2 separate regions of the Homo sapiens genome follow, and region 1 is linked to region 2. Evidence: chromatin loops called from intact Hi-C (ENCODE). Cell type or tissue: ovary. All regions are shown on one strand. Links, peaks and the distances in the headings refer to the core of each region. The heading gives the core; the rest is flanking DNA. Region 1 overlaps IGF1R (insulin like growth factor 1 receptor). Region 2 has its middle 29 kb from the start of SYNM.

What was found. Peaks named below come from ENCODE experiments on the same cell type or tissue, not always from the same donor. Only the 100,000 strongest peaks of a DNase experiment are listed, where the experiment ranks them.
Region 1: a loop joins it to region 2, with 2.4 times the contacts of the local background. A loop is called at or near these places in 32 of 110 quality-filtered maps.

The regions. Positions count from the first base shown.
Region 1 is chr15:98,858,647-98,871,120 of GRCh38, forward strand. All of the region lies in intron 2 of IGF1R (insulin like growth factor 1 receptor), which reads left to right. Among named protein-coding and RNA genes, the nearest start is that of MIR4714, 80 kb to the left of the region's middle. In ovary, for the core only: no CTCF peak of the experiment used is centred there; DNase peaks (open chromatin) are centred at 6,885, 7,565 and 8,076; H3K4me3 peaks cover 1,770 bases; H3K27ac peaks cover 2,796 bases.
Region 2 is chr15:99,070,184-99,082,657 of GRCh38, forward strand. No RefSeq gene overlaps it. Among named protein-coding and RNA genes, the nearest start is that of SYNM, 29 kb to the right of the region's middle. RefSeq lists an enhancer at 2,890-3,079. In ovary, for the core only: a CTCF peak has its summit at 6,684 (motif pointing left); DNase peaks (open chromatin) are centred at 2,718 and 6,658; H3K4me3 peaks cover 260 bases; H3K27ac peaks cover 491 bases.

The DNA of each region.
Region 1 (12,474 bases), core at 2,916-10,915, 210 kb before region 2:
ACCTTTCAGGATGCTAATAAACGTGGACGAGGTCTCGCCTGGGCTTCCTCCTCCATTGTTCAGCGCAGCAAACCAGCACAGCACTCCGTGGCCAGGGTTTGCGGGGAGAAATCTCTCACTCTGTTTTAGTAGCATCATCATCCTTATCAGCACCCTGCTTTTATTTTTGAACAGCCAAACTTCCTCTTTCCAAACTTCGTGTGACATCTGGGACCAGCTATGTTTGAAGGAGTCTGAACATGCCACATAGTGGCTCACGCTTTTAAGGGAGGAAGGCCAGTAAGCCTCCTCAATGGCAGAATTCTACTTTCAGTCTACCCTTTGGTTCTGTTGTGGTTGTTCCTTAGAACTTTATTCTGCTCATTAGGAAGCCCAGCCTCCGGGGAGGGTTTAGCTTCTCATCTAAGCAAGAAGTAAAATGTCATAATGGAGGAAAAAAAAAAAAAAGTCCAAACTTTTTTTGGACTTTTAGAAACACATCCAGTTTGAGCTCCACTGAGCTATCATTGCAGTTACAAAGCCCATGTATATTGAGATCGGTGTAAAAATTCAGCATGTCCACCTGCATAATTATGACCAGTGTATTGAAAGCACATTTCATTTAGTTTTGCAACAGCCGATGAGGTAGATTCTACCAACATTGTTTTACGGAAGAACAAATGGAAGCCTGGAAAAATAAATTGTCTACCTCACACACTTCGCAGGTGGTAAACACAGGATTTGAACTAAGACATACTTGATTTTAAAGTGTTTGCTTTTCCTTTGCACTACTGCATCTGCGATGTTTGCACTCAGACACTCTAGAATATTTGGTGTTGCATGTTTTTGCCCCAAGAAAGAACCCATTAAAATGAAACTTTCCAGTTCGTAAGCTTTGCCCTCAAGAAGGGAAAGAACTTCTTGCAAGGTTTCTGAAACAAAAAGAAAATGAAAAGTAACTTTACTGTATCTGGGTTTTCTGATTAAATTACGGTTTTTGCAAGCTTGTGCATTTCTCAGTGTCCAGATAGCCAGGATTTTTCCTTTTAATAAATATCACTTTAAAAAACAAACACACACATTCTTAAATGCATGATTAACTGTATAGATTGATTTAGTTATAAGATGTCCTAGCCTAAATATAAGAAGGTGTATGTGTTAGAATTAATTTCTTCAATAAAGAGAAAGAAATTCAGGAATTGTGGTTCTGTTGGTCTTCTGTACTGTATATTTTTGTGCAGCCAAAGCAGCATGCCTTGCTTCTTGGTTTCATGACCACATGGGTAGTTTCTTGAAGTTTTTTCTTTTGAGATGGAGTCTTGCTCTGTCACCCAGGCTGGAGTGCAGTGACGCGATCTCGGCTCACTGCAACCTTCACCTCCCGGGTTCAAGCAATTCTCCTGCCTCAGCCTCCCGAGTAGCTGGAATTACAGGCATGTGCCACCATACCTGGCTAATTTTTGTATTTTTAGTAGAGACGGGGTTTCGCCATGTTGGCCAGGCTGGAGTTTCTTGAAGTATTGACTGATCCTTGACTCTGAACTGTATGATCAAAGACTTTTGAAATGGCACACCGTTTCTTAACATTTAGGCCAATTTCAGTTGCTCATATCCAAAAATAAGTCATGATTTTCGGAGTCAGTGCGCAGCACTTAGTACAACAATCCAAACCCTTGTACAGACCATCCTAGTAGAAATGTGGATCTTGAGTATCTCAGCTTCTTAGTAGATTTTGAACTCCGTGAAAGCAGGAGCCAGGCCTCTCACAGCAAGTCTCTCCAATATGCTCAGTAAATATTTGTCAGATCGAGCAATGACCAGATGATGAAATACATTAAAGCCTTAGGGAGAACTGAGACTACTGCACCAGTTTTTGTGCACTATCATGCTGGAAATCTTTCCAACATGTATTCTGTACTTCTTTGCTTCTTACTCCAGTGAATATAATTTAGTCATTTCTGGCCAACTTGAGGACATCAGCGAGCATAAATTGTTGTATTATGCATAATACAGTGATACCCTCAAGGCTGAGTGGGAGGCAGTTTGCCCTCTGCTGAAGGTTTCTTGTGCTTATTGTGTTCTTATGGTTTGGTTTTACCATTTTTATGTCTCCATTTCTGTTTAATAGACTTATTTCAGTAAGAAGAGAAAGCCGTCTCCATCAGCCCCTCTGTAGGTGATTATTTGCCACTTCCTTTTTGCTGTGAGTGCTTTGAAAACAGATTTCTAAGCTTGTTAGAGTTATGTGTTAAGAGTAAATAGGCAGTAAGTGAAACCAAGCTTCTTCCTGGTGCTTGACTACCCCAGAAATGTTTATTTGCTGAATAGTTGAGTTCTGGAAAGGTGAGGTATAAATGTGTGATAAATTTATTCCTTTGCATGATTTTTTTTTCTTTTTCTTCCCTCCCTCCCTCCCTCCATCTATGTCTCTGTCTTTCTCTGAACATCTCTCCGTCTCAGTCTGTCTCTCTCATGATAGTTGCTGGAATAATTTAAATGAATGTAACTCATTTACCCACATCGAAGCCCAACTCAGTAGTGAAAAAACAAATCTTCCAAATGAATGCACTTTCCCCTTGATGTGCTATATACAAGACCTTGGCACACCTAGTTCAATGACATAGTATTTTAGAAGGGCCTCCTTACACCTTCCTCTCAGATAAATATACATGCAGGGACATTCTGAAGAAGTTTGTTATCGGTCTTCTCCCCTCCTACTATTAGCTCCGCCCTCCTAGTCCTTCTCTTTCACCATGCTGACCCGCGTAGGGAGGACCCTTACACCCTCTGCATGCAGCGCTGGTGCTCCTTAGTGTTCATAACCCCAACCTCCATGGCCTCTCTCGCAGTTCTCAGGTTAGGCCCTGCTTCTAGGGGACATTAGCTTTCCACCCTCTACTACATACTTCCTAGTTGTTGCAGCCTTTGCAAGCAAAACTTGTTTTCATTTGGGAGACAGCATGGTCTGACAGAGCCTAGATCCTGGGGTGAAGACATTCTGGGTTTGTATCCCGTCTTTACCACCTCTGAGCCTCTGATGCTGGACAAGTCAGCAAGTCTTTGCACCTTAGTCTCCTTTCTGTAAAAAGGAGCTTATGGGGATGTAATCAGAGAAGCCTTAGCATGGCTCTTGGTACAAGGCACGGACCAAATCCATGGTACGCTCACTCCTTTCCTTTCAGTAATACTGCCTAAATAGGGCACATGTACCTAAAAGGATTTTGTACATTCCTTGACAGCAGAATTCTCATCTTCTGTTGCATATCCCATAATGCTGGGAACACAAAATAAAAATGGTAGCTTTTCACATTCACTTTTGGCCTCAATTTTTTGTTATTCCCCAATGAGGATCATTTCATTTGGGGCTGGTCTCCGGAAAAAAGTAGATCAAGCTTTTCAGATGAGATTTGGGTGAAACCCTGACAAACTCTTTTTATTGCCTTCCCTACCACATAGTGGTGGATCAGGAAACTGTAGGGCTTATGATGCTGGGAAATTTCTGCTAATGCAATAAAGATTTTTGCTGTTGAAAGAATTTGATCTGTTTTATGTATAACATGCAGAGAGCAGAAGCATATATTATCTGTAGCAGATGATAGAGCAGGGTATATGGGCAAGTTAGAAAAACACAGTTCTCACTACATTTGAAGAAAAAGGACAAGGAGTTGTCACAAGGATCCAGGAGAGTCGCACATAATTTTCTGTCGTGCATTTTGTTGACTGTTCCTCTTTGCATCCTTCAACCATCTTAACTTCCCACTTGCACCTCGCTGGAAGACAAATCTAAGCTAAATTAAATGCTAGGCAATATGTCAGAATGGAAAGGGCCCTCAACTTGGGATGCCCGGTTCTCTACCAGCCTGAATAAACTCCAGCAACAGTATTTCTCTAGGAATCATCTGTAAAAAGTAGAGGTTTGTCATATCTCTAAACTAGGGATTCACCTTATTTATTAAGCTATCAGTGACTTTATCTTGAGGTGCACGGCTTTTAGTAACTCTGGTTCAAGTGCAAGGAATGCAAAGTTAAGTGTATCATTGGAGGTGGGATTTTTGAGTTTGTCAGTCATTTATTGATTTGCATGTATCCTTATAGTTCAAAGGTCTTTTTCTCAACTTAGTTGATGATCATGCTGTAAGTTGTTTTCTTTTGCTTTATCAACTTTTAAAAACGTTTATTAACTTTTTAATTTGAAATAATTTCAGACTTGCATAAAGGTTACAAAGAGTACCAGGAGTTCTGGAACACCCTCCACCCAGCTTCCACAGATGTTAACATCTTACATAACCGTAATACGGTTATCAAAACAGTGTTCACTCCATACTCCAGTGCTGTTAATCTCCAGACTGAATTCGGATTTCACTATTTTCCCACTGATGTCCCTTTTTTTGGTTCCAGATCCAAGAGACGATCCTACCTGGCATTTATTGTGTTCAGTTTTTCTAATTCTGGGACGTTTTCCTGGGTTTTCTTTAGTCATTCACGAAGTTCGCACTTTTGGAGAACATGGGGCCAGTTATTTTGTAGAATATCTTTCTGTTAGAGTTTGTGGATGTTTCCTCCTGATTAAATTTGGGGGGTACATTTTTAACTTGGAGATCACAGAGGTGCTGCTGTTTGTGTCTTTGCGCATCCTGTCAGGAGATGCGTGATGTTTCCTTTCCTGGTGCTGTTAGCTTTGATCCCTTAGTTAAGGTGGTCTCTGTGGCTTCCTCCATTATCATTACTATTTTTCTCTTTGTAATTAGGAAGAATCTTTTGGAGGTAGATACTTGAGACTATCTAAACAAGCATTCTGTTCCTCATTATTCTTTCACCCACTAATTTTAACATCCATTACTGTGATGTTTGCCAAATGGTGATTTTCTATTTCTGTTTTCTACACTTAGTAATTGGATTCTACTCTCAGGATTTTATGTATTTTTTAACAGTGAGGGACATAAACTTTTTAACTAGCAGTGGCAAGTCCACTTTTATTTGGGAGGACAATTACTAGTCACATGAAGAAGAAAAAATATGCAGAAGCTTAAGAAATCCCACATATGAATGTTATTTGAAATGTTCTTGCCCTTTCTCCCTACAAAGGAGGTGAAGAAGATGACAGGAGATGTTAATTGCCAAAATAGTCTCATAGTTTTGGTCCTGGCTGCAAATCTCTCGTTTTTGATACTCAAGAGAATGCTATTGGGGAACTGACTCTGAAGCACAGCCCAGATGCTTGAGATGGGTTGGGAAGGTTTACATCAACACCATGAATTTAATTTATCATGTGACATTTTATTTCTGAGTTTTTAAAGCTGTAATTAAAAGAAGTGTTCAAAGTGTTGCTTTCCTCTTTTAGAATAAACGTGGCTGGGTGTGGTGCCTCATGCCTGTTATCCCAGCACTTTGGGAGGCCATAGGCAAGAGGATTGCTTGAGCCAGGAGTTTGGGACCAGCTTGGGCAACATAGGGAAACCACATCACTACAAAAAAAAAAATTAGCCTGTCATGGTAGCATGCACCTGTGGTCCCACTTACTTGGGAGGCTGAGGTGGGAGGATCACCTGAGTTCAGGAGGTCAAAGCTGCAGTGAGGTGTGATCATGCCCCTGCTCTCCAGCCTGGACAACAGAGCAAGACACTGTCTCAAATAAATAGGCAAACATTACCAACATGGCAAACAAGTTGGAGGAGGCCCCCTATTTAATTAAATTTCAGCAGTCCCAAATCTAATTGGTATGAAGAAATCATTATTCAGAATTTTCCATCACTGAAATACTAAAATCACTTGTTGTTTGAGACATCTTGGCCTGTCACCCAGGCTGGAGTGCAGTGTTGCTCTCATAGCTCACTGGAGCAGGAGCCTCAACCTCCCAGGTTTAAGTTAATGCTCCCACCTCAGCCTCCTGAGTAACTGCCACTACAGGCGTGTGCCACCATGCCCAGCTAATTTTTTAATTTTTCGTAGAGATGGGGTCTGTGTTGCCCAGGTCCCTCTTGAACTCCTGGCCTCAAGCTATCTTCTCCAGTCGGCCTCCCAAAGGGCTGTGATTACAGGCGGGAGCCACAGCGCTCAGCCTAAAAATAACTCTTTAGCCAAAAGAAAGTTTTAAAAAATTGTCTGTTGTATTCTTTGATTTTACTCTATGTGGTCTTTTCTATTATTTTTAAAATAAAAAAGATTTATACTCCTCAAGTGTAACATTTTATCAAATCTCATGCTTCTGTTTGATGAAACCGAATGGCTAAATTTTTTAAATATCATGCAATCCATCCCAGTTTGTAATTTTATTATGGCCCTCACACAAGAGCGTGCAAGCTATACTAAGCTTCCTGTGGCCCTCGTTTTTCCTCACTGATATTTGTAACTCATTCCAAATTAAATTTTAGGAGTCTGAAATGTAGCTGTTATATTTGGGAGATGTGAAGAAAAGAATCGTAGGCATCTCAGTAGGCTAGGTATCAGATCACACATGCTTGCTGGACCAAAGAGGACTCCTTACAGTAGGATACATGATTCTGAGTTAGTTTGTGTACTAAGTATATACTATATAGCTTTTGAAGGGGAGACGGGCACAGAATTCACAATATCATGCACTAAGGGTTATTTTGTGTTTGCAGTTTCCAGATGAATGTTTTAAAGTTGGCTGCAGAATACAGCGAGATAGGTAAAATCTATTTGAGTATTACTTACAGACCCCAAAGGATATCCCAAAGGATATGTTGGACTAATTCCTAAAATATCCTGTAAGTCATTGCAGGTACAGGCGTGGATCTGGGTTTGGAAACGCCGCCTGGATCGCTGGCTGGGCTCCTGCAGCCGCCAAGGAGGGGCTGGCTGGAGGTGGGGCTCGGCGTGCATAGCGGCCACGTGACTGCGCCCCGGCCACGCCCACCGTCCCTCACGTGGTCCCAGGCCACGCTGGGCTTCGGCATGTGCTAAAGTGGATAGAAAAGGGAGTGGGGCCCGGGCGTGGCTTTGTGGTTTGGGAAGATATGAACTCCTTGGGGTTTTTTTCTCTTTTAATTCTTTAATTTTGATATTTGGAAATGCGTAAAAGGTTTTTCATTTGTCCTTGACCACGTGGTCCAAACCTCAATTTCCCTAGCAGAACGCGGTTTCGATCACTGGTGGATCCGTCTCACAGCACCAGTCATGCTGCCTCGCTGGGAAGTGGAGGGCTCAGGATTCCCGTGGTTCACGATCCATTTTATGTTGGAAGGAAATCATTTTGAACTATCTCAGTACACACCCTAGTGTATCTTTAAACCTAATTGAGTGTTGATGGAAAATCTGCGGTCCGAGAACCGTAAGAAAAGGGGGCTCCCACCTCCCGCTCTGGGGTCGCCACTTGCCTCGCAGGCAGGAGGAGGCTCCCAGAGTAGATACAACTTGCCCGTCACCCGGATGGGTTGGTAGTGCACATATGCACGGGGCGCAGTTTAAAATGAAAGTAAAAGATGCAAATGTGTTTGCAAAAGAAAAATTAACATAGGATACGTGCGGGCGTTCTCAGTTGAACTCGGTCTTACTGTTCCACGCGAGCACCCCATGACTCAGAGCCCAAATCTCAGCGGAACAGCCCAGGACGCTCCTGCCGTCCACAGGAAGACGCCTCTGTCTCTGTCCCCCGCCGCCACCACACAGATGCACGTACTCTCTTCACTTCCGTGTACCCAGTAAATGCAGATCCTGATTTAAATCTGCAGCACGCTGCTTTCTTCCCATTGCATGTGGGAAGCTTCAGGTTCTCTTCGGTTTATTTTCTCATCACCTTTATTAAAATGCAGTAAAGCAAGGAGTATATTAATGCGGGCCTCTGCAAATAGAGGGAATTTATTGAAAAGCAGAATGGCTTGAAAGATTGAACTTCATCTTAAAAATCAGAAACAGACTCTTGTTATTAATAGCTTTAGAAACGAAAATCTAACTTCTGATAAATTATTTCAGAGGAGTGGTTCAAACGTGTAGTAGATAGCTCTGCCTGGTCATCAATTATAGTGACGTCCTTGCATCAGCTCCAGAAACTCAGAATATTCATGAGCTTTCCAGTCTGACTCAGACCTTCAGGAGCCATGAAATTTTCCTGTTGGGATGAGAGGAAGCGCTGGCGGTCGTTTCGGCAGCTTAATGAAACCAGAAATAGATAAGCACGAGTGAGGGGTGATGTCCGCTTGTTTGCTCCCATCATGTTGTTTTTAATGTGTGAAAGTGAAAGTTTTAAAAGTCATACTAAATGTGTGATCCTTTTTAGAATTCACTGGGTACGGGTACGTGGAGGAAGTGTTTTTGTTTTTGTGAATTTGTTTAAACAAATGACTGAGGCTTTGTTTTCCACTCTGTCTGGCCAAGCACCATTGCTACACTTTTTTAAATTCATGACATCCTGAGCAGTGAAGCTGTTCTTCAGCCCGCCTCTCCATTTGTGACTGGAAGACAAGGAGGCAGACACCAATGGCGCCTCTCACAATGGAGGTTTATTTTTTTTTAATCTAACGGAGGGATTGTAGATGGTGTAAAACTTCCTTGTGCCAGGAGAGAAAGGGGGAGAGAGAGAGAGAGAGAGAGAGAGAGAGAAATAACCCATTCTAAACAACTTTAGGAATAGATGATCCGTAGGCATCAACTTTGCGCAGCAACAAAAGCCACTTTCTGAACCTCGTTCTGTGAAGTTTTAAAACAAATTGGGTTTGTTTAATTAAAATATTTCTTAAAGGCAAAAAGCACTGAGCTAATTTTTAAGAATTTTAAGTTATATATTAATATGAGTAGTGATTTATAATTTTCTGTTGAAATACATAAATTCGAGAAGCCCCACCCCTACCACTTGCCAGTCTTGAGTCCCCACGGCTCCTTTGCCTAGGTCTAAAGTCACTGCTTGCACACTCCTGCCTTGCATATGCCTTGCCATCGTGTGGGCCTCTTGGCTGGAAGTGTTCTTGTCCTCCCGTTAGGTATCTTTTATGACGTGAATCCTTACCTCTAATTATTATCTGTGTGTACATCTCATCACCTGCATCTGACTGTGTGCCTTGTGTATGTCTCTTAGCCCTCACAATTGCCTGACATGCCTTACAAACGGGTAGACCAAGTGTTAAATGAACAAATATTTAATAAGAACTTAAAAGCTTTTTGACTTTATATATTTTTAAAGCCATTGTGATTAAACACTATGTTTGATGTGGTGCTAATTCTGTGCTTTATCAACTGTGTGAATTGTAGTATTTTTAAAGTAGGAATAATTGAGAAATATTTTGAAGTTAGGTTAAGCATAGCAGTAAAGTTTCCACTTTTTAAAATAGCCAAATCCAGGCCAGGCGCAGTGGCTCGTGTCTCCAATGTCAGCACTTTGGGAGGCCAGGGCGGGCAGATCGCTTGAGGTCGGGAGTTCGAGACTAGCCTGGCCAACGTGACGAAACCCCGTCTCTGCTAAAAATACAAAAATTAGATGGTTGTGGTGGTGCATGCCTGTAATCCCAGCTACTCAGAGAAGTGTTTGAACCCGGGAGTTGGGGGTTGCAGTGAGTTGAGATTTCACCACTGCACTCCAGCTGGGGCAAAAGAATGAGTGAAACTCTGTCTCCAAAAAAAAATCAGAGCGTGGTGGTGCACACCTGTAGTCCCAGATACTTGGGAGGCTGAGATGGAGGTCAAGGCTTCAGTGAGCCATGATGGCACCACTGCACTCCAGCCTGGACAACAGAGTAAGACCTTGTCTCCAAAAAAAAAAAAAAAAAGCCAAATCTGTTGGGTTTTTTTTTTTGGGGGGGGGGTCCTTTAGAATGGCCCTGACAGATCTTTAAGGCATGGAAATGAGCCTTATGCAAGCTCCTGGCAATCAGTATGTGAGTTCTGTCTCCTTGGCAAGATACAGCCTCTTAGACCCTCAGTCTGGGGAAATAATGCTGATTTCTCCTACGAGTTACGAGAATTACGCTAGAAAACTCTGTGGCGCATACAGGTGCCCTGTAGCCTGTTGGTTAGAAGCACTGACCCTGAAGTCAGGTCGCCCAGGTTGGAATTCCAGCTCTGCCTTCTTCAAGCTGTGTGACTCTGGGAAGTCACACACACTCTCTCTTTGTGCCTCAGGCTCTGGTTCTGAAGATGGGAACGGCAGGCCCTCCCTCTTTGGCTTGTTGCACAGATGAAATCTGACAGCGTATGCCAAGCGCTTAGCACGGGTAGCAGTGAGTGCCCCGTAAATGTTAGGTACCTTCCTACTACTACTAAACATTCATTCTTCCCTTCCCTGCTAGTACCTGCAGCTCTGACTCATCTCACACCCTTGAGAGAGGATTATCTTCATTAAAAAGTTTTTGGTCTGCCCAGAAGCAAGTGTTACCTGTGAGAGAGCTGGGCTTGTGCATAGGTTAGATTATTTCTTTGGGTTATTCCTGGGGAAACCTGCAAAGAAATGCAGCCAGAGGCCTCTGGTTCATTTTACTGCTCATCTCCTAAAAGTGGTTTCTCAGATTTTTATCCTTTTTTTCTCTTTTTCGAGGAAGGGGCAAGGAAATATTTTTTCATATTATTCTTGTCATCGTCTATTTATTTAATAACAGTTGACTGTTGAAACATAGGAAAGTACTTATCCGCCAGGAAACTCCCTTCTATTATTGGACTTACTTGCTTTCCATTTATATGTTGTCTAATTCCAAAGAGATTTCGAGACAGCTTTCAATTAAAAAAAACAAACAACAACAACAACAAAAAAAAACACCACATACCGCATGGGTATTACACAGGACCTGTATGGTCAAATTGGCAACGACCACACCACATGAGAAGGAAGATTATTCTTCCTGGAACCTGGCTCCCTTGAGATTCTTTTTTTTTTTTTTTTTTAGACGGCGTTTCGCCCTTGTTGCCCAGGCTGGAGTGCAATGGCACGATCTCCGGCTCACCGCAACCTCCACCTCTCGGGTTCAAGCGATTCTCCTGCCTCAGCCTCCCGAGTAGCTGGGATTACAGGCATGTGCCACCACACTCGGCTAATTTTGTGTTTTTAGTAGAGATGGGGTTTCTCCATGTTGGTCAGGGTGGTCTCGAACTCCCATCCTCAGGTGATCCACGCGCCTCACCCTCCCAAAGTGCTGGGATTACAGGCATGAACCACCGCACTCCCTTGAGATTCTTGTAAGCCAAGGCAGAAGAAGAGACATCTTAAAGTCTGTATGTGCACACCTGCCTCCCCCCATTTTATATACAATTCAAGGGCTTTGCTTTTGGAAAGTTTGCCTATGTAGTCGTCCAGGGCTAAATTAACACCTGTCTCTATCTGTGTGTAAGGCTCTCTGGGAGGAGCTGTGAGGCAAATAAAAATAAGGAATGGTGTCCCGCAAGGAGCTTACAATGTGTGCATTACAAGTATATACTGAGCATGGCCCTGGGAACACAGTGAAAAAACAGGATTCCTGCCCTAGTACAGTGTACACTAGTGGAAGAGAGAGAGGCAGTAAACCTAAAAGTAAGTCTTTTAAAAACTGTGGTAAAATGCACATAACATAAAATTTACCATCCAACCGTTTTTATGTGTACAGTTCAGTGACAGTAAGAACATTCACATTGTTTTGCAGCCGTGACCATCATTTATATTCAGAACTCTTTTCATCTCGCACAACTGAAGTTGTACCTATTAAACAGTAACTCCTCATTCTCTCTTCCACCTAGGCCCTGGCCAAAAACAAAAATAAGTCTTTGATTGTAAACACGATCAGTGCTTTGAAGGAGATGGGAAGGATGTTATCATAAAATGATGGGGCTGCAGGAATGGCACCTACTCAGAGAGGGCGGTCAGGAGAGACCTCTTGGGAATGATGACATCCAGCAGGCAGGTCATTAAGGCATCTCTAGGCAGGTCCAGAGTGCAAGGAGGCATAAGCCAGGCAGGTGGAACAGCGTGTGTGAAGGCCCAGAGTCAGGAAATGGTCTGCTTCCTTCCAAGGAAAAGAAAACAGCCAGTGTGGTTGGAGCAGGGGCTAGGAGAGAAAAGATGTGCATGTGTGTGTGTGTTTGTGTATCCCCATCATGATTTAGTACTGTCAGCGCTTCTGTGTTCTGAACCTGGAGTACAGGCAGACACAGCCGCATCCCAGAAGCTCAAGAGTGCCCATACCAGGAAATTACAGAAATCTTTGCCAAATGGATGAGTGAATGCAACTTCCTTGATACAGGGTCAGAGAGGGGAAATCTGAGAAAAGCAGGTGGGCAATGTACTCCTGACATACTCCCTTCCGTTGCAATGGCCTTGAGTGATGGAGCAAGAGTGAAGGAATGTTCCCATGGCACTGGCACCAGGATGACTTTTTGTGAAGCAGAGCAGTTGGTCTTAGATAGTGGAGGTGCGGGAGGCATGAGAACTGGGCAGTCTGACGGCTGCACCAGCCAGTTGGCTGTCCTTTCCACCTCCATGCCCAGGAGCTGGCCCAGGGCGCGCATGCACAAAGCCAGTGCTCTTTTCAATCAGAAAACAGCCTGCGTATGTTCTTGCTTGCAACTCAGATATCCAGCCCA
Region 2 (12,474 bases), core at 1,740-9,739:
TGCCAGCTCTATTTGCAGAAACCCACATGGAAGATAAATTGCAGTGAGAAACTCTGACAGTCGAGTGAAATAATTAATACATCACTGTGAAGTATTTGAAATCACATTCCTCAATATCATTTTCCCCATTTGGCTGCTACCAGTGAATTGAGCTGTGTGATCCTATAGTGTAGTGCTGCTCTCCCCCCAAGAAGCTCACTGGGATTAGGAAATGCTAATGAATTAGGTGGCACATGACTCTGAATATGCTATTATTACACCTACGTTACAGATAAGAGACTGAATCATCAAAAAAATGTAAGTAATCTGCTTGGTGTCAACTTAGAAGTCACGGTGATGGGCTGGGCGTGGTGGCTCATGCCTGTAATCCCAGCACTTTGCGAGGCCAAGGTGGATGGATCACTTGAGGTCAGGAGTTGGAGACCAGCCTGGCCAACATGGCGAAACCCCGTCTCTACTAAAAATACTAAAAAATACCACCGGGCATGGTGATTGGCACCTGTATTCCCAGTTACTCGGGAGGCTGAGGCAGGAGAATAGCTTGAACCTGGGAGGCAGAGGTTGCAGTGAGCCAAGATTGTGTCATTGCACTCTAGCCTGGGACACAAGAGCAAGACTCTGTCTCAAAAAAAAAAAAAAAAAAAAAAGTCATTGGTGATGATTTGGAAGGATCCGCTGCCCTACCCTGGCTGGTATAAATTCATAGCTTCCCCCAGGCCAAGCCTAACAGACAAAAGTGAGGGGGAATATATGTCCTGAAGTCTCTGGCCTTCAGACCTCTCCCCATTGTGTGAGGGGGGGAAAGGGGAGGCTGGGAGGAATCCTGCAGAGACAGGAGGCATCTGGGAGGACCAGTGTGGGGACTGCACACCTGCTGTTGACTGACTGTTGCTAGGAGGACAGGGTCAGATGGATTCCAAATAGAGAAACAGGCACATTGCTCCAGGGCTGCAGCTTCGGGCCCCTCGCTCAAAGTTATCTAGAAGACCTGTATGTCTTTGACATATGGCCCTGAGGGGTGTGGAGCAGGTGAGGAGGCGGGGTGCCTTGCACTTTCCCCAGTCCATTCACCTCCTATTTTGAGGCCAGGAGGATGGGACAAGCTTATGTCTCCCAAAGACTGCTGAGAAGAGACCACTCACATCGCTTTGAGCTCGGTCCAAGAGAGGAACCAGAGCTGGGAAACTTGGAGAGGTCACTGGGTCCTGAAAACGTTGTCATTTCAACCCTGGGTGGGGGGGGCTTTTATGTTTGCAGGAGATGGAGGCCTGCAAGCGTCTTTGGGAAGGTGTTTCCCTAGGTTCTGGAAAAGCCACCCAGACAAGCACACACGTAGGGATGCCATCTGCCCCATGCATGTGCGGGTTCTTGAACAGGGATGCAAACTACCGACTGCATCCACCCTTCTGATGTGATCTGTTTGGCCTAAACAATGTTTTAAAAATAAACAAGTTCACAGTTAAAAATGAGAATCTCCTTACTTCTTTTTTATGTTTGTTTGTTTTACTTTGAGATGGAGTCTCGCTCTGTCACCCAGGCTGGAGTGCAGTGGCACAATCTCAGCTCACTGAAACCTCCGCCTCCCGGGTTCAAGTGATTCCTGTGCCTCAGCCTCCAGAGTAGCTGGGATTACAGGCGCGCGCCACCACACCTGACTGATTTTTGTATTTTTAGTAGAGAGAGGGTTTCACCCTGTTGGCCAGGCTGGTCTCAAACTCCTGACCTCAAGTGATCCACCCACCTCAGCTTCCCAAAGTGATGGGATTACAGGCATAAGCCACCGCGCCCGGCCTTACTTTTTTCTTAAAGCAACAAAATCTGAAAATCTAGCATTGCTCCACCTACATTTGCAGATGGTCCCAACTCCCCTCTGGACAGGGTTTGTCGGCTCCAGTGCACCCCTCCTCCATAGCACCGATATTGCTTGTAGCTCCCCCACCCCACATGGAAGCTGAACACTTATCACTTCATTTGCACCATTGTTTTCATTATAGAAGAGCCTGTGTTTCTTTGTACCTGGGTCTCTATCAAACATAGATCAAAATAATATGGTAAGGTGTCTCTGTGACTCCTCAGAGGCATTTGGGTTTGCATCCCCTGATATAGGAGATTTTCTCTCTTGAAGTCAGAAGTCAGTGAGGTTTCTTCTGGATAATATTTTTCCTAAAAACGGACCTAGACAACCTGCAGCATCCAACTGTTGTTTGTTTTTGAGGAAATATTAATAATAAAGCTAACATTTATTGAACACTTGCTCTGTGCCTGACAATTTTCCAAGCTCTTTACATGAATTTTTTTTTTTTTTTTTTTGAGATGGAGTTTCGTTCTTGTCGCCCTGGCTTGAGTGCAATGGCGCGATCTTGGCTCACTGCAACCTCCACCTCCCGGGTTCAAGCGATTCTCCTGCCTCAGCCTCACAAGTGGCTGGGATTACAGGCATGAGCCACCATGCCAGGCTAATTTTTGTATTTTTAGTAGAGACGGGGTTTTACCATGTTGGTCAGGCTATTCTCGAACTCCTGACCTCAGGTGATCTGCCCGTCTCGGCCTCCCAAAGTGCTGGGATTACAGGTGTGAGCCACGGTGCCCAGCCTACATGAATTAATTTAGGTAATTCTCACAAGGATATGCAGTAAATACAATTATTGCTAATTTATTTTTTTTTAATTTTTTTTGAGACAGGGTCTTGCTCTGTCACCCAGGCTGGACGTACAGCAGTGCGATCATGGCTCACTGTAGCCTTGACCTGGCTCAAACGATCCTCCCGACTCGGTCTCATGATTAGCTGAAACTATAGGCACGTGTCACCATGACCAGCTAATTTATCTTGTTTTGTTTTTTTGTTGTGATGGGGTCTTGCTTTGTTGCCCAAACTGTACATTACTGCCATTTAATAGGTGACGAGACAGAGGCATAAAAAACTTGAGTAATTTTCCCAGCGTCTCTCAGGGAGGAAGTGGCAGAGCCAGAATTCAAATGCAAGTATCACAAGCCATGGGGCCCCAGAGATGGGGCAGTTACCTGCTATGCTATCCTGTCTGTGTGGGGCTTTCCTGGACCAGTTTTCACAGGTTCATCAGTCAGGATGGGCTACTAGACCATGCTACATACAGAAGTAACCCTCAAATCTCAGTGGCTTAAAACAACAAAAGCTTATTTCTTGCTTATGCCACATAATTACTGAGGGTCAGCTGATGTGTCATCGTGGTCCTGGACAGACAGAGCTAACCCATCTGGAACACTGCCAGTTGCCATGGCAAAGAGGAAAGAGAGCATAGCCCCTATGTATCAGCTCTTAAAGGCTTTTCCCCTAGAAAGTGGAGCTCATCACTTCTGCTCCAGTTTCACTGGCCAAAGCAAGTCACATGGCCAAGCCCAACTGCAAGAGGCTGGGACAGTGCAACCCTCCTGCAGAGAGAAGGGCTGATGAGCAGTTTGCAGAAGAGGAGATGAAGCTGACTTGCAAGATGCGCATTTGTGAGCCTCAGGAAATAAGTAGAGCTGTTTGGGGGCCCAGAGGACAAAGTTTGCACAGAGTTAGGAAGATGGCTTTCCTCCCTACCTCTGCTGCAGCTCCTTAGACAGCACTGGTGGCTTCAGAAAACTCAGGATGCCCACTTATCAGGACTATTGGCATGCAAAGGGGCACATTTCTGTACCCATTGCTTTGCATATGCTGTTTCCTCTGCCTGGGTCTCTTCCCCACCCCACCTCCTCACCTACTTAGTTCCTTCATCCTTCATATCTCATCAATAAGTTCAGTTCCTCTGGGAAGTCTCTCTTATAGCTTCCACTGGATTAGATGCCCTGCTATACTGCATAGCACCCTTTGGTTTTAATTGCCTGCACTTATTAAAGATTATCCTTGCATGTGGATCTGCATGATAATGGGATTGTGCTTATTTTCCCAAAAAGCCTGGAAGCTTCATGAAGGCAGGCTCCAAGACTGTCTCACTCACCTTGCACCCCCAGCACCTGGCACAGTATGAGGCACATCACCAAGTCTCTCCTTAGTGCCAATGAATGCCAGTGAAGACAGGCCATGCAGTGGGGGACTGCAGCTGATAAACAGGACTGTGGGAACATGGGAGGTTCCCCTTCTAGGACTTCAAGAAATAATTTAGGGGAAATTTCCAGGGGTTCAGAGGTCCTGTAGCTGAGGTAGAGTCAAGACAGGAGAGAGTTCATAGGAACGATAAGCAATATTTTATCAGAGGCCCCCCAGAACCCCTGATCCTGAGTCAAGGATCAGGAGGCAAGCAGTTTATATGAGAGGTGATCTCAAGGCCCACAGGCAGGGGACTAGGGAAGGAGGCAGGAATGGGGAGGAAGCCAGCCATTCTCGTTATCAACGTGGCCACTGGAGCACATCCTACCCAGCACACGCATTCTGGGTGTAGTGTAAAACACATGCCTAGAGTTATCCCATCTAAGCAGTGAGGGAGCTGGGGTATTTATACACCGACTCCAGTTGATCATTGATCCAGGGTTGCTCTCAGGGGGCTGCCAAGTGGACAACGGAGATGGCTTCTGCAGCAAGAGAAAACCTCAGATGGAAATGCAGGTGCTGGCAGTTGCAGAGCAATGGGTATGGGCAGGGCACAGTTGGCATGTGCTTCACTAAGGAAGAGTCCATTTACACCATTCTCACTGTGGCATCTCCTATACTGGTGAGAGCCGAGGTTCTACTCTAAGCTTCTCAACATCCATTTTGCATTTTTTGGCTCTCTGGGAGTGCTCTGGGAAGTCCTTACATAGACTCAGGCTAGTCTGGTGTAGAATTTACGTTTACGGCTTGGCCATATCTCTACTGCTATTTCATTCATCATTCATTATTTCACTTTACAGACCCCTCAAATGCTTACTGAATTTCTCTGTTTGGCAGGCACTGACCTAGAGGCTGGGGTACAACAATCAGATAAAGCACAATCTCTGCTTTGAAGTACTTTATAAAGCAGTATTTCCCAGGATTTAGAGAGGTGCTAAATGCCAAACAAGATATTTTGTTAAATAAGTTTGAAAAGCTTTGCAAAATACAACCTCTTCTTGGATAACTGCAAAGCACATTGACATATTAAAGGCTCTGAGAATGTCTGCAGAAAAGATATCTGTTTATTTTACCTAGGATTTTCCACACTTATTTGGCATTGGAGCCCTTTTCTACCAAATTGCCTTTATTAACATCCCAAGGAACTTGAATTCTGTGGAACATACTTTGACAAAGTTATTGGATTTCCATCCAATCCACTGAAGGCCTTAATAGAGAAAAAAAAGGGCTGAGTAAGCAAAAATTCACTCTCTGGTCTTTGAGCTGGGTCATCAGCTTCACTCTCTGGTCTTTGAGCTGGGTCATCAGCTTCACTCTCTGGTCTTTGAGCTGGGTCATCAGCTTCACTCTCTGGTCTTTGAGCTGGGTCATCAGCTTCACTCTCTGGTCTTTGAGCTGGGTCATCAGCTTCACTCTCTGGTCTTTGAGCTGGGTCATCAGTCCTTTGCCTTTGGAATTGGACTTGAACTGGAACTTACATTATTGCCTCTCCTGGTCTCAGGTCTTTGGCCTCAAGACTGGAACAATACCATCAGCTTTCTTGTGTGTCCAGCTTGCCAACAGCAGATCTGGGGACTTCTCAGCCTCCATTATCATGTGAGTTGCTTCTTCATCATATATGATATATCCTGTTGCTTCTGGTTCTCGGAGAACCCTAACTGATACAAATTTTGGCTGAGATTTTTGATGGGATGGTCCGCAGGGCCTCATGGCTCACAGGCTGCTTTATAGATGAATAGCTACAAAGGAAATCTCGAATCCTTCACATTAATTACCTGCCCTGGGATACAGACACTATCTGTCTCCTCATGGAGTCAGAGTTCTTGGTTCTCAGAAACATATAATTTGTATATTCATTAAAAACACTATTTATACATTCTGATGGGAAAAAGTCCAAATAATAGAAACACTGACAGTAATTACACTTAGTTTTGGAGCTAATTTTATTGAAAAATTGTCCTTAAATTGTTTCTTGACTTTGCCCTTAATCATGACGTGTTAAACACTCACAGGAAATCAGCATATGGCTCTTTAATGAACCAGCAGTGCATGACCAAGAAGTGTGGAGGTTGGTGTTTATTTTGAGATCAAAGGGAGAAAAATGAAGCCCAGAGGTATTTGTTTTCAGAAAAAAAAATCACACTCTTGTGTGTGAGGGTGACGGGAATCTTCTTAATTTAAGTTTTCTCCTGACTGTCCTATTTACTCCCACCACTAATCTGAATCTATAAATAGGGTTTAAATATTGCCCCTCTGGCTGTTTACTACACAGTCAATTATTTACTTTTAATTAAGAGATTTCCAAAGAGCATCCTTCCATTTCACCCTTGCAGCCAAACAACAGAGGGTGTGGCCTTTCCACAAAGAATGACTTTCTGTAACTCACATCCAAGAAAAGACACTGAAACAGGAAGAGACTAAGGAGCAGCTCCTCTCTGACTTGAAGGAAAGTCAGGCTTAATGATGATAATTTTTTCCCCCAGAACTTAAAAAAAAGCTGTATGCTCACTACGTGATGCAGGATGAGGCCCGAATCTGGCACAATTCCTGGTCCCAGGTCTGTTCCGTTCGATCCTTGGTTGCTTCCTGCTTGCCTCCGTCCTTCACCTCCCCAAGAGTTCGGCAAAACCCTGGTTGTCGAAATGCTGTAGTGTGGATAACACGCCATCTAGTGGTTAACAGGACAATTGCAAAAATAGCTTCACAGGTCATATGTCAAACTATTCCAAAATTGGGCTTCAGACCTCAGTTATCTATGCCACTGGTCCTCAGGGTTTGCTTCACATGAAAATCACCTGAGGAGCCTTTAAAAATCTGATGTCCAGGCCGTACCCCATCACAATTAAATCAGAATCTCTGGATGTAGGGCCCAGACATCAGCGTTTTTAAAAATCCCCAGGTGATTCCAAAGGGCAGCCAAGCTTGAGAACTGGTGACCTTTGCAACCAAAACAATGGATTAAAAGGTAGAAACACTTTATGCAGTGATTATAAATCACATGTATCATAAAAAACATTTCCTGTATAAAGCATATATAGAGGTTGCTTTTTTCCTTCTTCTTCATACTTGGATTTTATTGATTTTGTTTAGACAGGGTCTCACTCTGTCCCCCAGGCTGGAGTGCAGTGGTGAGATCTCGGCTCACTGCAACCTCTGCTTCCTGGGTCCAAGCGATTCTTGTGCCTCAGCCTCCCGAGTAACTGGGACTACAGGCGTGTGCCACCACGCTCGGCTAATTTTTGTATTTTTAGTACAGATGGGGTTTTGCCATGTTGGCCAGGCTGTCTTGAACTCCTGACCTCAAGTGATCCACCTACCTCAGCCTCCCAAAGTATTGGGATTACAGGCATGAGCCACCATGCCTGGCTTACAGTAGTACTTTAACATTGCTTTTTCAACTTAATATGTTATGGATATCTCATATAGTCAATACGCTAGATCTAACTCATTTTCTTTTTAAAAAACTTTTATTTTAGGTTCAGGGGTATATGCGCAGGTTTGTTATATAGGTAAACTCATGTTATGGAGGTTTGACGTACAGACTATTTTGTCACCCCAGTATGAAGCGTAGTTCCCAATAGTTATTTTTTTCTGATCTTCTTCCTCCTTCCTCCCTCCACCCTTAGGTGGTCCTCAGTGTCTGTTCTCTTTTTTGTGTCCATGTCTTCTCATCGTTGGACTCCCACTTATAAGTGAGAACATGCAGTATTTGGTTTTCTATTCCTGTGTTAGTTTGCTAAGGATAATGGCCTCCAGCTCCATCCATGTTTCTGCAAATGGCATGATCTTGTTCTTTTTTATGGCTGTATGGTATTTCATGGTGTATATGTACCATATCTTCTTTATAAAGTCTACTATTGATGGGCATTTAGGTTGATTCCATGTTTTTGCTATTGTGAATAGTGCTTCAGTGAACATAATGTGCATGTATCTTTATAATAGAATGATTTATATTCCTTTGGGTATATACCCAGTAATGGGATTGCTGGGTCGAATGGTGGTTCTGTTTTTAGCTCTTTTGGGAATCGCCACTCTGCTTTTCACAATGGTTGAACCAATTTACACTCCCATCAACAGTGTATAAGCATTCCCTTTTCTCCACAACCTCACCAGCATCTGTTATTTTTTCACTTTTTAATAGTAGCCATTCTGACTGGTGTGAGATGGTATCTCACTGCAGTTTTTATTTGCATTTCTCAAATGATCAGTGATCTTGAGCTTTTTTTCTTACGCTTGTTGGCCACATATGTCTTCTTTTGAAAAGTGTCTATTCATGTTCTTTGCCCACTCTTTAATTAGGTTGTTTTCTCCTTATAGATGCTGAATATTAGACCTTGCAAATATTTTCTGCCATTCTGTAGGTTGTCTGTTTACTTTGTTGATAGTTTCTTTTGCTGTGCAGAAGCTCCCACATTTTATTAGATCCCATTTGTCAATTTTTGCTTTTGTGGAAATTGCTTTTGGTGTCTTCACCATGAAATCTTTGCCAGTCCCTATATCCAGAATGGTGTTGCTTAGGTTGTCTTCCAAGGCTTTTATAGTTTTGGGTTTTACATTTAAGCCTTGAATTCATCTTGAGTTGATTTTTGCATATGGTGTAAGGAAGGGGTCTAATTTCAATCTTCTGCATATGACTAGACAGTTATCCCAGCACCACTTATCAAACAGGGAGCTCTTTCCCCATTGCTTGTTTTTGTCAGCTTTGCCAGAGATCAGATGGTTGTAGGTATGTGGCCTTATTCAATGCTATTCCTATCAAACTACCAAGGACATTCTTCAGAGATCTAGAAAAAACTATTTAAAAATTCATATGGAACCAAAAAAGAGCGCAAATAGCTAAGGCAATCCTAACCAAAAAGAACAAAGCTGGAGGCATTACCTTACTCGACTTCACATTTTACTACAGGGCTACAGTAATCAAAACAGCATGGTACTGGTACAAAAACAGACATTTAGACCAGTGGAACAGAGCAGAGAGCCCAGAAATAAGGCCTGATTTTCAATAGCTGTGAAAAATGAAAAAGCATCCGTAAATATGTGTCCTTTGAGGTATAACATCCACCAGTGGATTTCTTTGGTTAGATGGTGTATATGTTTGACATTTAACCAAAGCTTCTGGCCAGCGTTCTTCATCCAAAGGACAGCAATTCACTCTCCCACTAACACTGTATGAACTGTTCCATCTACACCTTCATAAGCACTGAATGCTATCAAGCTTTTTAATTCTTGCCAATATGATTTGTGAGAAATGCTATCATGTTACCTTATAAAATACATTGCATTTCCCTGTCTAGTGAGTCTGGGGATCTTTCATTTATTGACCATTTTCATTTCCCTTCCTATGTATTGCCCAGTCACGTCCTTTCTGCATATTTCTATTGGGTAAGTTTTTTTCCTTATCAGTTCCAAGAGCTCCTTATATATTACAGATATTAACTCAGAAATCAAGAATGTTGCAGATATTTTCCCCAATCTGTTCTTGTGTTTTAACTTTTATTACTTTTTATTTATTTATTTATTTGAGACAAGGTCTTGCTCTGTTGCCCAGGCTGGAGTGCAGTGGCCCAATCACGAACTCCTGGGCTCAGACAATTCTCCCACTTCTGCCTCCATGCCTGGCTAATTTATAAATTTTTTTTGTAAAGACAGGGTCTCCCTAGGTTGCCCTGGCTTCTCTTGGCGTCCTCAAGTGATCCTCCCACCTTGGCCTGGCAAAGTGTTGGGATTACAGTCATGAGTCACTGCACCTGGCCATGTTTTAACTTTTTATAGTCAAGCTTGTCTTTTCTCTTCTGGATTCTAGATTTCCTGTTATGCATAAGCAATACCCCCCACCCATGCCATGCTCCAATCTTGAAATTATACACATTTTCTCCTAAATTTATTCCATTTTTTTATTTTTCATTTAGGGTTAATTCATTCATAATGATTTTATTCATGGCTGGAGGTGTTATTTTCCAGATCAATAACCAATTATGTTAGCAGTATTAATTAAATAAATCATCTTCTCTCCCACTGAACTAAAATGCCATCTTTATCATGTATTAAATTTGAATATATACTCAGATTTTTTTTGACTTTCTGGTCTTCTGATCTGTACACTTATTTATAAGCTAAAGTCATACAGTTTTAAAATTATTATATTAGTTTTCTAGAAAGTTTTAATAGCTGGTAAGGGAATCCCACCCACTGTCTTTTCACAATTAAATATTTTTGTTGTCAGTTCTAAAACATTTAGAATTTCTCCAATATAAATGCTAAGTACTTTTTGTATAGCCCCAGGAAAACACCATTGATATTCTGATTGGAATTAATTTAAGGTACATATTTATTTGGAAATCACTGACATTTATGATGATTAATTCTTCCCATTCAAGGACATCCTGTGTCTCACAATTAGTTGAAATATTGTTTTTACACCCTGTAACAAAATGTATAGCTTTCTTCATGGAGGTCTCATAATTTTTGGTAAATTTTAACAGTTAATTTTTCTAAGTAAATAATATAATGGCTATACAGCACTTAACCCAAAAATCCAGTGTGTAGTAACTATTACAAATGTTAGGTATTAAAATTATTGTTGTTATTTTGATTATTAGCTTTACTTATTCTCATTGAGTAAAATCATAGAAAATATAAAGCTTGAAAAAGCTCTTTGCTGGTTAACTCACATGGACCCTCGATATTGTAAAAATGTAATTTCTCCCCCAAAATTGATCTATAGAATCAATACAATTCCAATAAAAATTCTAGGAGATTGTATGTGTGTGTGTAAATTCACAAGTTGCTTGTAAAATTTATATAGAAAGACAAAGAGCCAAAAATAACCAAGCCAATCTTGAAGGAAAATAAGAGGACTTATACTAGAGGATATTGAGACTTCTTATGAAGCTCAATAATTAAGACAATGTGGTATTTGGAGCAAGATTAGACAAATGACGAATAGAACAGAATAGTCTAGAGGTACACACACATGCTCAATTTATGACAAAAGTGACAAGTCGGAGCAATGGGAAGGTATGATCTTTTCAATAAACAGTGCTGGGTCAATTAGAAATCAATGTTTATGTTAATCTCTATAAACATTTTACACTAAAATCAGTTCCAGATGGATTATAAATCAAAATATAAAAGGTAAAACAAGAAAACATATAAAAGACAATATAGGAGAATGCCTTCATGACCTTGGGATAGACAAAGATTTCTTTCACAGGATACAAAAAAACAAAAGAAAGTAAAATATTGGCTGGGCATGGTGGCTTATGCCTGTAATCCCAGCACTTTGGGAGGCTGAGGTGGATGGATCACTTGAGTTCAAGAGTTCAAGACCAGCCTGGCCAACTTGGTGAAACTCTGTCTCTACTAGAAATACAAAAATTAGCCAGGCATGGTGGTGGGCAACTGTAATCCCAGCTACTCAGGAGGCTGAGGCAGGAGAATAGTGTGAACCCAGGAGGTGGAGGTTGCAGTGAGCTGAGATCACAGCACTGCACTCCAGCCTGGTTGACAGAGCAAGACTCCATCTCAAAAAAGAAAAAAAAGTAAGTAAAGCATTAATAAATTGACCTATATTAAGATTAAGAACTGTTTATTGAAAGGCACCATTATTTGGCTCAGCATAAGAAAATCAATCAATGCAATATACCATATTATTGGAATAAAAGAGAAAAAACAACATGACCATCTCAATATATGCAGAAAAAGCATTTGACAAAATCCACCGCCCTTTCATAATAAAAACACTCAACAAACTAGGAATAGAAAGGAACTCCCTTAACCTGATGAAAGGCATCTATGAAAACCCCACAACTAACATCATTCTTAATAAAGAAAGACCTAATGGTGAAAAGGCAAAAGATCTAAGATTCTCCTAAGATCAAGAACAAGGCAAAGATGTCCATTTTCATTATTTCTATTCATCATTGTCCCAAAGGCTCTAGCCAGGGCAATTTGGAAAGAAAGTAAACTAAAAGGCATCCAGACTTGAAAGGAAGAAGACTATCTCTATTTGCAGATGAGATGATCTTGTATATAGAAAATTCAAAGGGATACATACCAAAGAAACTTATTAGAATAAATGAGTTTAGCAAGGTTGCAGAATACAAGATCAATATACAAAAATCCATTGTATTTCTATATATGAGCAATGAGGAATCTGAAAATGAAATTAAAGAAATAATTCCATTTATAGTAGCATCATACGGAGTAACACAGGAGTAAATTTAACAAAAGATGTGCAAGATTTGTAAACTGAAAAGTACAACACATTGTTGAAAGAAGATTTAAAGAAATGAAAAGACATCCATGTTCATGGATTGGAACACTTAATATTTTTAAGATGGCAATACTCTCCAAATTGATCAACAGATCCAATTCAATTCCAAGCAAAATCCCAGCTGCTTGTTTTGCAGAAGTTGAAAGCTGAT